Regions from separate parts of the Homo sapiens genome. Here region 2 is linked to region 1. Evidence: chromatin contacts called from ENCODE Hi-C or POLR2A ChIA-PET data. All regions are on one chromosome and are shown on one strand. The core of a region is the stretch at or near the end of the contact, and the rest is flanking DNA. Distances in the headings are between cores, read along the strand shown.

Evidence for each region. Hi-C counts contacts between places; a loop is a spot of excess contacts on that map. ChIA-PET counts read pairs that join two places held with the same protein, here RNA polymerase II (POLR2A). Pooled maps may share reads with other maps.
Region 2: a map of PC-9 shows a loop between it and region 1 (6-fold over the local background). The contact joins two enhancer-like sites. A Hi-C loop is called at or near these places in 2 of 168 maps with a recorded cell type or tissue (HCT116 and PC-9) and 4 of 50 pooled maps. POLR2A ChIA-PET finds 5 or more read pairs at or near these places in 8 of 52 experiments (AG04449, BJ, GM12878 and 5 more).

The regions. Positions count from the first base shown.
Region 1 is chr1:39,095,849-39,103,455 of GRCh38, forward strand. It overlaps a transcript of MACF1 not described here. Among named protein-coding and RNA genes, the nearest start is that of NDUFS5, 73 kb to the left of the region's middle. RefSeq lists enhancers at 2,843-2,932, 6,854-6,903, 6,924-7,033, 7,147-7,607. Within about 2 kb of position 2,868, at least 3 of the 41 ENCODE cell types and tissues checked have a DNase peak (open chromatin) inside an H3K27ac peak, as active enhancers do.
Region 2 is chr1:38,955,482-38,963,088 of GRCh38, forward strand. It overlaps the pseudogene EIF1P2. Among named protein-coding and RNA genes, the nearest start is that of RHBDL2, 17 kb to the left of the region's middle. Within about 2 kb of position 3,655, at least 4 of the 41 ENCODE cell types and tissues checked have a DNase peak (open chromatin) inside an H3K27ac peak, as active enhancers do.

The DNA of each region.
Region 1 (7,607 bases), core at 1,618-4,117:
AGGCAACAGAGTGAGATGGCTGTCTCAAAAAAAAAAATGGCTGGGTGCAATGGCTCATGCCTGTAATCCCAACACTTTGGGAGGCCAAGGCAGGAGAATCACTTGAGTCTGGGATATCAAGACCTGCCTGGGCAACATAGTGAGACCTTGTCTCTAGAGAAAATCAAAAAATAATCCAGGCGTAGTGGCACATACCTGTGGACCCAACCACTCAGGAGGCTGAGGTGGGAGGATCATTTGAGCCAGGGAGATGGAGGCTGCAGTGACCCATGATCGCACCACTGCAGCTGTGATCATCATCATCCAGCCTGGGTGACACAGTGAGACCCTGTCTCAAAAAAAAAAAAAAAAAATTGCAGGAAAGATTGAGTCTTGCTTTGGGAGGAAAAAGAAACAGGTGAAAGGAGGGCAGGAGGGCAGAAAGATTCTGTTTTCTAAGACTTGACTTGCTTCTGAGGTCTACAGTGCCTCAACATTATAGCAGAAAACTATGACAAGGGCTATAGAAGTTATGAGCCAGGAACTGTGAACGAAAAAACCCATATATTGCAACCCCACTTCTCCCTCCCCAGTTATGTATAAGAAAGTTCCGGTAGCTGGGTGCAGTGGCTCATGCCTGTAATCCTAGCTACTCGGAGGGCTGAGGCAGGAGAATCACTTGAACCGGGAGGCAGAGGTCGTAGTGAGTCGAGACTGCGCCACTGCACTCCAGCCTTGGTGACAGAGCAAGACTCTATCTCAAAAAAAAAAAAAAAAATCAGAAAGTTCCCGTAATCACATACTTCTACCTTCCTCCGTTTTTGTTTTTGAGACAGAGTTTTGCTCTGTTGCCCAGGCTGCAGTGCAGTGGCACAATTGTAGCTCACTGCAACTTCAAACTCCTTTACTTCCCTCACTTTTTAACCATTATATTATACTACCTTTCCTCTAGTAGTAAATATACCAGTTTATCTGCTTCAGAGTCCATGTCTGAGGACTGGAACCACTGCCACCTGACCTACTGCCCAGAGTCTTCATGAGGGATTCCTTTTTTTTTTTTTTTTTTTGAGACGGACTCTTGCTCTGTCACCCACGCTGGAGTGCAGTGGTGTGATCTCGGCTCACTGCAACCTCTGCCTCCCAGGTTCAAGTAATTCTCCTGCCTTGGCCTCCTGAGTAGCTGGGATTACAGGTGCCCACCACCACGCCCGGCTAATTTTTGTATTTTTAGTAGAGACGGAGTTTCACCATGTTGGCCAGGCTGGTCTTGAACTCCTGACCTCAGGTGATCCACCCGCCTCAGCTTCCCAAAGTGCTGGGATTACAGGTGTGAGCCACCGCGCCTGGCCTCTTCATGAGGGATTCTAACACCCAGATGTTCAGGCTCCAGGGGCAGTGTGTCCCTCCTAGCGTTGCTTGGCTGATCCTCTGGTCCTTCCAGCTTGAGGTTCAGGCTCTATCCCCAGAACACACAGAGCTAGGCTAGAGCATATCTGGTTCTGTTCTGCCAGTATAATTAAACTAAATATCCAAAAAATGAATTTCAAGGATTCAATCTTGACAGACTGAAGTCGAGTTGCAATAGGATTCAGGTCCTTAACATCATGGCGGGAGGATAGCACAGTGGCTCATGTCTCTAACCCCAGAACTTTAGGAGGCCAAGGTGGGTGGATCACTTGAGCTCAGGGGTTCAACATCGGCCTGGGTTACATGGCGAAACCCCATCTCTACAAAAAATACAAAAATTAGCTGGGCATGGTGGTGTACACCTGTAGTACAAGCTATCTGGGGGACTGAGGCTAGAGGATCACTTGAGCCTGGGAGGTTGAGGCAGCAGTGAGCCATGTTCATGCCACTGTACTGTAGCCTGGGTGACAAAGTGAAACCCTGTCTCAAAAAAAAAGAAATTCATCAAGGGAATGAGTTCCATTTTTGTTATAGGGGCCTGTGCCCCAGGACTGCCCTGATGCTGGTGAACTGCTTCACGTGACTCTGATCTCAACTGAGAGCATTGGCCACCACTCTCAAGGGCCTCTCCCGGCCTCAGTGATTTGTGCTCTTTCCAGGCTGCCTGTTAGTGCCCCTTTAGAGGTTTCTACCTTGAGATGGTGTTGGATGGGGAGCTGTGGCTTCAAGTGAAGAGAAGTTTCATAGATTAAAAAAAGCCACACCTCACAGTTTGGGGAACCTCCCAATTCCCCAAAGAGTATAGACTGCCTCAGAGGATCCACACAGGGTAAGACCCTGTCCTGCCTCAGAGCAGGAAGAGAGATTGGGTATGGTTCAGCAGGGCTCACATTAGCCTGATTCCTTCAAGAGTGAAGATAAAAACAGTTTTACTGACAAAGAAGCTGGGAGACAGCAGAGGGGCCAATACCTTTTATAACTACTATTGTTAGGTTCTGAATGCCAGCCTTGGCGCTCAGCATCTTACATGCTGTATTTGACCTAATCCTCAAAACAACTTTAGGAGGCAGATGTGCTACAGCAGAGGAAGCAGAAGCCCAGAGAGTTTGGTAACTTGCTCAAGGTCTCCCAGCCAGTAAGGGGCCAAGCTTGGAATGGTGCTAGCTCTGCCTAGGGCAACCCACTGCCTCCCCCATTACAAGGAACAGTAGTTTAATAACAGCTAACATCTGTGTAGCACTTCAAGGTTCACGGAGTGCCTTAACATCCATTATCTCTACTGTGCCTTGGGAAGCCGGTGCGGTGAGGCCTTCCACGCCCCTTTGGGATAGCTGCCTGTCAGGGGTCCAGCCTCTGCTCATTTCTTCCAGGAAGCACTGGAGATTATTTGGAGTTGGCTCTGACGAGCCACGGGAGAGGCCTAGGGAGAGGCTGAGGTGGAGCGACTTGGCCAGTTGCTATGGTAACCCAGATGGCTGAGTAACCATTTTGAGGGTTGCTATGGTGATGGGCTGCTGGTGGCAGGGATCTTGTCTTCCTGGGTGGCTGGCACCCTCCAGGCCTCTTAAATTGAGATGTTGCACTTTCTGAACAGAAGAGGGCAGCATGAGAGCAGGCAAAGGCTTCTTACCCCAGAGCGGATTTGGGAACTTGAGGCAAAGCTTAGAAAAGGTTTCTAGGAGCTGGGCAGAAAGGGAGCTTTGGCTGGTGCCCAAGAGGCTGGTGGAGCTTCACTTCTGAGACTAGAACTAGGTAATTTTCTTCCAAGAGCTGGTCAAAGGATAATGCTTGGGGCTGCCCCTTCAGTGCCTGGCATCAGCTACTATTGGGGAATATAAAAGTTACAGCAGACAGCTACCCTTGCAAGGAGGAATGGAGAGAATATGTGCATGTGTGCACACACACACACTCACTACTAGCAAAGAATTTCTTTTTTTTGAGATGGAGTTTTGCTCTTGTTGCCCAGGTTGGAATGCAATGGCACGATCTAGGCTCACTGCAACCTCTGCCTCCTGGGTTCAAGCGATTCTCCTGCCTCAGCCTCCCAAGTAGCTGGGATTACAGGTGACCACCATCACGCCCGGCTAATTTTTTGTATTTTTAGTAGAGACGCGGTTTCACCATATTGGTCAGGCTGGCCTCGAACTCCTGACCTCAGGTGATCTGCCCGCCCTGGCCTCCCAAAGTGCTGGGATTACAGGCATGAGCCACCGCACCTGGCCTAAGAATTTCTTTATAAAGCATCAGTTAACACATAAAATAATGCAGCATGAACCAAAGGTGAAGAAAAGCTGGGAATAAACTTTCTAGAGGTTGAGGAAGGAGCACTAGCAGAAAGAGAAATAATTTTGTACTTCCCTCTTTCCTCCCTACACATGAAGTGCCCTCAGCCCTTGACCACTGAGTGGACATTGAGTTGGATTCTCAATTGTCTTGAATCAGATCTGGCTCCCTCCCCCAACCCCCATAACAGTTCAATGAGGCATCCATTCCTTCAGCAAATATTTATTGAACATCTACTATGTGCAAAGTATTGTGTTAGGCCCAGTGATGAAGAAAGATGAAATAGATGTCTTTGCCCTCAGGAACCTATGAAGTAGGAGGTTAAGGAGGCAGTGATACAGACATCCACAGTACATGTACCTGGAGTTCAAGACCAACATAGTGAGACCCTGTCTCTATAAAAAATTTTTTTAAAAAGCTGGGCACGGAGGTTCACACCTGTAATCTCAGCACTTTGGGAGGCTGAGGCAGGCCGACTACTTGAGCCCAAGAGTTCGAGACCAGCCTGGACAGTATGGTGAAATCCTGTCTCTACAAATAGCACAAAAATTATCTGGGCGTGGTGGCACCTGCCTGTAGTCCTAGCTGCTGGTGGGTTAATTGGTGGGCGCACTGAGGCAGGAGGATTGCTTGAGCCTAAGAGGCAGAGGTGTCAGTGAGCCAAGATTGTGCCACCGCACTCCAGCCTGGGTGATAGAGTAAGACGCTGCCTCTAAATAAATAAATAGAAAAAAAATTTCACGTCATTTGGGGTGAACTTTCAAGGTAGATTTCAGTAGGTGGAGTTGGGGGATGGGACATTCTAGGCAAAGCCTCAGAGTCTGATTATAGGGAAAGGAGGTACACACAAGGGTGTCATTGGAGATCAGCCTGAAAAGGAAGCTAGATGTCTAAATATGGAAGACTTGGAATTCCAGGCTTAGATAAGGGATGCTGTGAGACAAACATACTCTCTCCTTAAATACTCTAGCCTTCCAGCTAGTCAGTAGTCACAGACAGCCAAGTATTTTAGGATCATCTGGTTCACTCATTCATGCATTTAATCAAAAATTTAGGCCGGGTGCGGTGGCTCATGCCTGTAATCCCAGAACTTTGGGAGGCTGAGGTGGGCAGATTACCTGAGGTCAGGAGTTTGAGACTAGCCTGGCCAACAAGGTGAAACCCCATCTCTACGAAAAATACAAAAATTAGCCGGGGGTGGTGGCAGGCGCCTGTAATCCCAGCTACTCGAGAGGCTGAGGCAGGAGAATGGCTTGAACTCAGGAGGTGGAGGTTGCAGTGAGCCCAGACTGCGCCATTGCACTCTAGCCTGGGTGACAGAGTGAGACTCCGTTGCAAATAAATAAATAAATTAAATTAAATTAAATAAAGTAAACAAATATACAAATGCACGCGCGCGTGTGTGTGTGTGTGTATGTATATTTTTAGAGACCAAATTTTGCCATGTTACCCAGGCTGGTCTTGAACTCCTGGGCTCAAGCGATCCTCCTGCCTCGGCCTCCCAAATTGTTGGAATTACAGGTGTGAGCCACCATGCATAGCATTAAAGAAATAGTTGGCCAGGTGCGGTGGCTCACGCCTGTAATCCCAGCACTTTGGGAAGCCGAGGTGGATGGATTACCTGAGGTCAGGACTTCAAGACTAGCCTGGCCAACAAGGTGAAACCCCATCTCTACTAAAAATACAAAAATTAGCTGGGCATGGTGGCAGGCGCCTGTAATCCCAGCTACTTGAGAGGCTGAGGCAGGAGAATCACTTGAACCCAGGAGGTGGAGGTTGCAGTGAGCCGAGATCACACCATTGCACTCCAGCCTGGGTGACAGAGCCAGACTCTGTCTCAAAAAAAAAAAAAATATGTATATATATATATATGTGTGTGTATATGTATATTTTTAGAGACCGAATTTTGCCATGTTGCCCAGGCTGGTCGTGAACTCCTGGGCTCAAGCAATCCTCTGGCCTCGGCCTCCCAAAGTGTTGGGATTACAGGTGTGAGCCACTATGCATAGCATTAAAGAAATAGTTGGCTGGGTGCGGTGGCTCACTCCTGTAATCCCAGCACTTTGGGAGGCCAAGGTGGGTGGTTCACGAGGTCAGGAGATGGAGACCATCCTGGCTAACACAGTGAAACCCTTTCTCTACTAAAAATAAAAAAAATTAGCTGGGCATGGTGGCGGGCGCCTGTAGTCCCACCTACTCGGGAGGCTGAGGCAGGAGAATGGCGTGAACCCGGGAGGTGGAGGTTGCAGTGAGCCGAGATCACGCCACTGCACTCCAGCCTGGGTGGTGACAGAGCGAGACTCCATCTCAAAAAAGAAAGGAAAGAAAGAAAGGGAGGGAGGGAGGGAAAGAAAGAAAAGAGAGAGAGAAAGAAAGAGGCTGGGCGCGGTGGCTCGCGCCTGTAATCCCAGCACTTTGGAAGGCCGATGCGGGCGGATCACGAGGTCAGGAGATCGAGACCATCCTGGCTAACACAGTGAAACCCCGTCTCTACTAAAAATACAAAAAATTAGCCGGGCGAGGTGGCGGGCGCCTGTAGTCCCAGCTACTCGGGAGGCTGAGGCAGGAGAATGGCGTGAACCCCGGGGGGCGGAGCCTGCAGTAAGCCGAGATCGCGCCACTGCACTCCAGCCTGGGCGACAGCGAGACTCCGTCAAAAAAAAAGAAGAAAAAGAAAGAGAGAGAGAGAGAGAGAAAGAGAGAGAGAAAGAAAAGAAAAGAAAGACGAAATAGTTAATGAGTGCCCTATATGTGCCAGATCAGTTGCTAGGTGCTAAGGATCCTGTGGTGAATTAGACGACAAACAGTCTCAGCCCTCAGGGAGCTTACGATTTAGTAAGGATGAGAGACACTGTACCATAACTTCAAGTGTGATGAGTATTACCAAAGGGTAGAGGAGGACCTATTAATTGGAGGCGGGGGGGGGGTCAAGGAAGGCTTTCCCCTGGGGAGTTTCAGCAGAAGCATGGGTAGGAGTGAGCCAGGCCAAAGGAGAGTGATGAAGGGTTATAATCTGGGAGGAAAGTCGGTTGGATGGCCCTGAGGCGAGATAACACATTAGAGGCGCTGAAAGAAATAGAAAGTGGCAGGGCTTTAGGGATAGGGGTATTTGATGAGGCTTTAATTGGGAGGACACCAAGGATAAAGGGCATTAATTTCCTTGTATTACTCTTCTCTTCCACTAGATGCCCTTCCGAGTACATCCTTCTGCTTCCCCCATTGCAGCCTTCTTAGAAATGCAGCAGCAGTCTCACCCATCAGGAGCAAAAGAAAATCAAAGACCAAAAGGAGAAAGCCTCAGAGCTTTTGCGACTGTGTGGTCTGGCTATAAATTTAGACTGTTGCTTGAAAGAAGCGAAAAACCTCCCCTTCATAGACTTCCTTCTTCCCATCCCCCCTGGCAGCCGCTTTGTTCCTCTAGCCTTGTAAAATTTTCTCTGTATAAAACAGGAACATCAGCCAAACATGTGGACTTCCCCACTTTCCATTCATTAGAAGAATGCATTATTTCAAAATCTCCTGGGAGCATTTAAATGCAAATTTTGTCAAGAAAGCAATTTGAGTCTTAGAGAAGCTCTCTAGCCACAACCTAAAGCAGAAGTTTCTTCTTTGATTTGTGTGTTTCTTAAAAGGAATCTCAACCCCTTGCCTTCTCCCTGCAACGCCCCCAGGTCTTCTCTGATTCTCACAGCGGACTCTTCCCCTTTTTGCCCCTGTTCTTTCTTCACCTTTGGCAAGCATCAGTCACACATCTTGAGGAACCTGCTCACAAAGTGGCGCGTGTAGCAGCCCCAGGTGGGAATGGAGGGACTTTTCTATGTAGTGTAATGGACATAAGGAGGCAGATGTCTGTGTGGGGGTGAGATGTCTGTGTGGAGGTGTTTGTATGCGTGATTTCTGTCTGGGCCTTCTTAGGCCTGCTGGTATAAAATAATATG
Region 2 (7,607 bases), core at 2,405-4,904, 140 kb before region 1:
CAGCTAAATTGCAATGATTTTTGTTAACTGTGAATTCCATATTCTCTGAAGAAGAAATTGATAATTATTGTTCATTTGTTTAAACATTTTAATTAAAGAACTAAGGAACATTGAGCTGCAGAACATTCCTATTCTGCCTGATGTACTCTCATTCTTGCCCACCTATTCACTTTAATTCCCTAGATATTCTCTCACCTGAATGAGCTTGAAATTTAATCTATCTCACCTTCAAAAAGAGAAGCTTTTTTTCCAAACCATAGACCTGTTTGATATTTTTTCCACCTCAAGGTCATTTAGGTTCCTCCTTAACAATAGCAAGCACTAGGCCAGGCGCGGTGGCTCACGCACATAATCCCAATATTTTGGGAGGCTGAGGCAGGCAGATCACCTGAGGTCAGGAGTTCGAGACCAGCCTGGCCAACATGGTGAAACCCTGTCTCTACAAAAATACAAAAATTAGCCGGGCATAATGTAATCCCAGCTACTCGGAAGGCTGAGGCAGGAGAATCGCTTGAACCCAATAGGTAGATATTGCAGTGAGCTGAGATCGTGCCATTGCACTCCAGCCTGGGCAACAGCGCCAGACTCTGTCTAAAAAAAAAAAAACAAACACAACAGCAAGGACTCACACAGTATATACTTTGTGGCAGTGGCTGTACCAAGTGTTTTACATGTATATTAATTTATGAATCCTAACATATAGAGAGATTAAGTAATTCTAGCTAATGGGTGCACAGTTTGGCTTTGAACTCAGGTAATCTGGTACCAGATTCTGCCTCTCCTCTCTGTCACCCACGCTGGAGTGCAGTAGCATGATCTCAGCTCACTGCAACCTCCACCTCCTGGGCTCCAGGTATCTTCCCGCATAGCCTCACGAGTAGCTGGGACTACAGGTGCGTGCCACCACGGGGCTTTTTGTGTGTGTGTGTGTGACGGAGTCTCGCTCTGTCGCCCAGGCTGGAGTGCAGTGGCACTGATCTTGGCTCACTGCAAGCTCCACCTCCCAAGTTCATGCCGTTCTCCTTCCTCAGCCTCCTGAGTAACTGGGACTACAGGCACCCGCCACCACGCCCGGCTAATTTTTTTTTTTTTTTTTTTTTTTTTGTATTTTTAGTAGAGACGAGTTTTCACAGTGTTAGCAAGGATGGTCTCGATCTCCTGACCTTGTGATCCGCCAGCCTCAGCCTCCCAAAGTGCCGGGATTACAGACGTGAGCCACCACGCCCAGCCAATTTTTGTATTTTTTTTTTAGAGACTGGATTTCGCCATGTCACCCAGGCTAGGTACAGCTTGCTTTTTTTTTTTTTTTCCCCAAAATGGAGTCTTGCTCTGTCGCCCAGAGGTGGAGTGCAATGGCGCAATCTCAGCTCCCTGCAACCTCCACCTCACGGGTTCAAGAGATTCTTGTGCCTCAGCCTCCTGAATAGCTGGAATTACAGGCACCCGCCACCAGGCCCATCTAACTTTTGTATTTTTAGTAGAGATGGGGTTTCGCCATGTTGAGCAGGCTGGTCTCAAACTCCTGACCTCAGGTGATATGCCTGCCTCAGCCTCCCAAAGTGCTGGAATTACAAGCTTCAGCCACTGAGCCTGGCCTGGTTCTCTTCTTATAAAGACACCAGTCAAGTCTGTGCACATTGGCTCATGCTTGTAATCCCAGCACTTTGGGAGGCCGAGGCAGGCGGATCACCTGAAGTCAGGGGTTTGAGACCAGCCTGACCAGCAGAGTGAAACCCAGTCTCTACTAAAAATACAAAAATTAGCTGGGTGTGGTGGCAGGTGCCTGTAATCCCAGCTACTCGGGAGGCTGAGGCAGGAGAATCATTTGATCCCAGGAGGCAGAGGTTTCAGTGAGCCAAAATATCATGCCACTGCACTCCAGCCTGGGTGACAAAGCTAGACTCAGTCTCAGAAAAAAAAAAAAAGAAAAAAAAAAGACACCAATCATATTGAGCTATGGCCCACCCTAATGAACTCACTTTGCCTTAATTACCCCCTTAAATGCCATACGTTCAAATGTAGTCACATTCTGAGACACTAAGGGTTAGGATTTCAACACACAAATTTTGGAGGGACATATTAAGCCCATGAAAAGATTATCCTCTTCTTCCTCTACGGTTGTACATATGATACGTGCTATTGTTTAAATATGTTCCCCAAAGAACATGTGTTGAAAACTTAATCTCAGGCCTGGGTGCGGTGGCTCATGCCTGTAATCCCAGCACTTTGTGAGGCCGACGCAGGCAGATCACAAGGTCAGGAGATTGAGACCATCCTGGCTAACACGGTGAAACCCCGTCTCTACTAAAAATACAAAAAATTAGCCGGGTGTGGTGGTGGGCTCCTGTAGTCCCAGCTATTCGGGAGGCTGAGGCAGGAGAATGGCATGAACCCGGGAGGTGGAGCTTACAGTGAGCCAAGATTGCGCCACTGCACTCCAGCCTGGGCGACAGAGTGAGACTCCGTCTCAGAAAAAAAAAAAAAAAGAAAGAAAAGAAAACTTAATCTCTAGTGCAATAGTTTTGGAAAATGGGACCTAATAGAAGATGTTTATGTCATGAACGCTCCACCCTCATGAATGGATTAATGCCAGTTATGAAGGGACTTTTTTTTTGTCTGTGTGGCTCTTTTCAGTTTATTACATGAAGGAGTTACACTAGTCCAAGCTAAGAGCAGACCCCAAATAGTTACTTCATACACATTGTGAGGTTTTTAAACCTGTGACAAAGACAGAAGGGAAATTCTACTCATTGCAAGAAAATCCTCACTTAAGCTTCAGTGAGCCACAGACACTTAGAACCCATGAACCTTCAGCTGATTGTCCTTGGCCAGTGCGATCTCTGCAAGGAACTGGCATAGGTTCTTGCACGGGTCAGTCTGTAGCTTAATTAGTTCTCCATATTCTGGATGCTCTATTGCAGTACCAGGCAAATTTCTTCTTGAATGCCTTCACTAGTTTCTTTTTTTTTTTTTTTTTTTTTTGAGACAGAGTCTCGCTCTGTCACCCAGGCTGGAGTGCAGTGACATGATATCTCAGCTCACTGCAACTTCCGTCTCCCAGGTTCAAGCGATTCTCCTGCCTCAGCCTCCCAAGTAGCTAGGACTACAGGCATGAACCACCACAACCAGCCAGTTTTTGTATTTTTAGTAAAGATGGGGTTTCAGCATGTTGGCCAGGCTGGTCTTGAACTCCTGACCTCATGTGATCTGCCCACCTAGGCCTCCCAAAGTGCTGGGATTACAGGCATGAGCCACTGTGCCTGTCATAGTTTCTTTTTATGGTAGTCATCAGCAATTCCTTGGACAGTAGTAATGGTCTTCCTGCCATTTCTTTATTAAATTCTTATATGGATATAATCCTCAGTGTCAGCAGGAAGCAGGTTATCGCCCTTAGTTGCATCCAGCAAAGAGGTCAAAAGAGTAGAAGTTCAGAATAGCAAACATACTATACAATTCCTTTTCCTCAGCAGAAACTGCCTACAGAGGTAGCAGTGGAAGAAGTGGGGGGAAGTGGGCAAAGGTGGGGTATGGAGCATGAGGAAGCAAGGGGGCTCAAAGGGAAAGTTGCTGAGTCCTCAGCGGTAGCTCACGGACTGGGGTCATGAAAAGACTTGAGGTTTTGAGTTCAATTTTCTTATTGTCCCAGACTCTCTTGCCCTTCCACATTCCACCATGAATGACTCAGCAAGAAGGCCTTCAACACACACCAGCACCTTGATATTGGACTTATCTGCCTCCAGAACTGTGAAAAATACATTTCTTTTCTTTGAAACTACCCAGTCAGTGGTGTTCTGTTATAGCAACACAAAATGGACTAAGAGTATGTTGCTAGTAAATATATCATTTTAGCCATGGGTTTTAAGATCTGGAGCTGATTGGAAATATTGGACATCCCCTAGAGATTCTGTACTCAGAGCTGGATGCAGTAACTAGAGGTAATTTTCGATGTGAATGTGCTTGAAGTTGTATGCAGTATAATCCTAACATCAGAGCAAGACCCTATCTCAAAAAAAACAACAAAAAAAGGATATTATGTAGCTTATAAAATAAATGGGTGGGCTGAAGAACCACATTCTGAGCTACATAATGAGAAAGAGCCAAAACCACATTGCAGAACTGGTCTGATGACAAGACACCACTGCCATGATTGAAGAGCTCCAGATATGCCGCTTGTGCCAATGATACCGTGACCATCAGATACTGGACTGATCACTACCCCACAGTCACTGCTTTTCCAGGAAGCGATCCTCCTGAAGCCAACTTTTCCAGCAAGCTTTGAGGCAGATGTGGCTGACTGGCAGAGCCCAGTCCACATGCCAGTGCTCTAGCTGCAAGACAGGTGGAAAAAGTGTACCTAGTACTTTCAGCTTCTGTAGGGGATGGTAAGCCCTGTATCTCTGACTCATCGCCTGATGAAATTCCCTAAATGAACGAAAGAGGGTGGCCGGGCGCCGTGGCTCACGCCTGTAATCCCAACACTTTGGGAGGCCGAGGCGGGTGGATCACGAGGTCAGGAGATCGAGACCATCCTGGCTAACACAGTGAAACCCCGTCTCTACTGAAAATACAAAAAAATTAGCCAGGCGTGGTGGCGGGCTCCTGAAGTCCCAGCTACTCCGGAGGCTGAGGCAGGAGAATGGCGTGAACCCGGGAGGCGGAGCTTGCAGTGAGCCGAGATCGCGCCACACCGCACTCCAGCCTGGGTGACAGAGCGAGACTCCATCTCAAAAAAAAAAAAAAAGAAAGAAAGAAAGAAAGAGGGTTAGAGTGCTATGGACCCAGCATACATGTCGTGTCCCTACACCCATAACCGTCAAGACGACCCCTGTAAGGGACATTAACTTTGGATTAGTGCCAGTGTATCTCACAAAGCCTACTGCAAACAAGTTTTACACATTTTAATAATCTATACTTAGTCGGGGTTATTGAATGAAGGTTGGTTTAAGATAGGCATAAGTTCTCACCAAGAAAACTGTTGCCTCTGCCACATCGGAAAACTGGGAAATTAGTAAGCTATTGTTCCAACTGTTGGCTCCAGGAACACATTAACTTAGCCAGGATCTGGGCAACAAGAAGCCACTGCCAGAGCTTTTGGTACCAGAGCTGTGACTTACTGAATCCTCCCATGCAACTTCATTTTATCCCCCACTTTAACTCAGTTCCAGATCAAGCCCCTTAGGCCTGTATCTGATTGGGAAACTTAAAACACATCCAGAGACTAAGTTTAAAGGAAGTCTAAGTTCCAGGCGGTGGCTTATACCTGTAATCCCAGCACTTTGGGAGCCCAAGCTGGGGGGATCACCTGAGGTCAGGAGTTCAAGATGAACCTGACCAACATGGCAAGACCTCTACTGAAATACAAAAATCTCTACTAAAAATACAAAAATTAGCCAGGCTTAGTGCCTGGCACCTGTAATCCCAGCTATTCGGGAGGCTGAGGTGGGAGAATCGCTTGAACCCAGGAGGCAGAGGTTGCAGTGAGCCGAGATTGCACCATTGCACTCCAGCCTGGGCAACAAAGCAAGACTCTGTCTCAAAAAAAAAAAAAAAAAAAAAGGCAAAGAATTTGAACAGATATTTGTACAAAGAAAATATGCCAATGGCCAATAAGCACATAAAAAGATGTTCAACATTATTCATCATTGGTTATTAGAGAAATGCAAATCAAAACCACAATGAGATGCCACTTCACACCACTGACTTCTGGGGAAGGAAGGGGGTATAGTACATTGAGTTCAACCAGTGACTGATACCCAGCCAATGGCCAATGATTCAATCAATCATGCTTCCATAATGAAGTCCCAATAAAAACGCTGGACAGGCCAGGCATGGTGGCTCACGCCTGTAACTCCAGCACTTTGGGAGGCCGAGGGGGTGGATCACAAGGTCAGGAGATTGAGACCATCTTGGCCAACATGGTAAAACCCCATCTCTACTAAAATACAAAAAAAAAAAAATTAGCCGGGCGTGGTGGCAAGCGCCTGTAGTCCCAGCTACTCAGGAGGCTGAGGCAGGGGAATCGCTTGAACCCAGGAGGTGGAGGTTGCAGTGAGCCAAGATTGCGCCACTGCACTCCAGCCTGGTGACAGAGCAAGACTCTGTCTCAAAAAAAAAAAAAAAAAAAAAGCTTTGGACAATAAGGTTTGGTGGAATTTCCTGGCTGGTAAACAGATCAATGTGTCACCAGGCTGATATGCCCTGATTCCACAGGGAGAAGGCAATTCTCAAAGTTCTGCTCTTGAGACTCTCCCAGACCTTACCCTGTCTCCTCATTTGGCTGGTCCTGACTTGTATTCTTTATAATAAAACTGTGATTGTAAGTATATCACTTTCCTGAGTTCTGTGAGTCATTCTAGTGAATTATCAAACCTGAGTGGATATGGGAACCCCCAGATTTGTAGCCAGTTGGTCAGAAATGTGGGTGGCCTAGGGATGCCTAATGTGTGGCTGGCATCCGAAATGAGGGCAGTCTTACTGGGGACCATGACCTGTAATTTGTGGGTTCTATGCTAACTTCAAGTGGTTACTGCTAGAACTTTATTGTAGCACACCAGTTAGTATAAGAATATTAACTTCTGTGGCAAAAGATGTAATTTAATTAAGGATCTTGAGATGGAGTGTTTATCCTGAATTATCCGAGTGAGTCTTAAATACAATCACAGTATCTTTATGAGGGAGGCAGAGGGAGATTTGATACAGACAGAGGAGGAAGAGGCAATGTGACCACAGAGGCATTGAGGAAGACGCAACGTGACTACCATCTCTGGCTGAACAACTAAGTTGTGTGGAACTCAATGGTGGATCCTTGCCAATCAGGATACAGTAACAGCTCTAGTGTCTGAATAGCAATTGCCATCATCATTCCCCACCCCAACCCATAGGTGCTTATCCATTACTCCCTGCCAAAACCACTGCTTCAGTGTCCTGACATAGTTCATCTCTGTCCTTGCCCCTACTTTTACCTCTTGCATCTACTTGTAGCTTCTCTCTCTATTTTCCTTCTAAATTCCTCTTGATCTCTTCTTTTGTCTAGATGCAACTATCTCATGGCTTCTGCTTACTACCTTTTCTTTCTGTGTCTCTACTGCTATTTCATTGACAGTCAAATACGTTAAAAAAAGGGTATGTTTAGTTTGGTCAAGCACTTCCTTTTGTTTTTTGAAATGAGGTCTCACTCTGTCACCCAGGCTGGAGTGCAGTGTCGCAATCACGACTCACTGCAACCTCTGCCTCCTGGGTTCTCGGGTGGAGCCATGTTGCCCAGGCTGGTCTTGAACTCCTGGGCCCAAGCGACCCACCCACCTTGGTCTCCCAAAGTGCTGGGATTGCAGGCGTGAGCCACCACACCCAGCCTCTCAAGCACTTTCTGATATGGTGTCCTTGTTGGTCAGAGCGCTCATTCTAGACCACCTTATACTGTTTAGATTCCATTTAATGAATTCAAAAGAGTTATGTAATACTTACTTATTTTAAAATGTTGATGTTTACAATATGCTGGAAATTCTATTCTTTGTAATATTTAATCTTAAGGTTGAAAAATTTAAATGTCAACTTAAAAATATGCAAGGGAGTACACAATTTTTCAGAATTGTTTTAGAGGATATGCA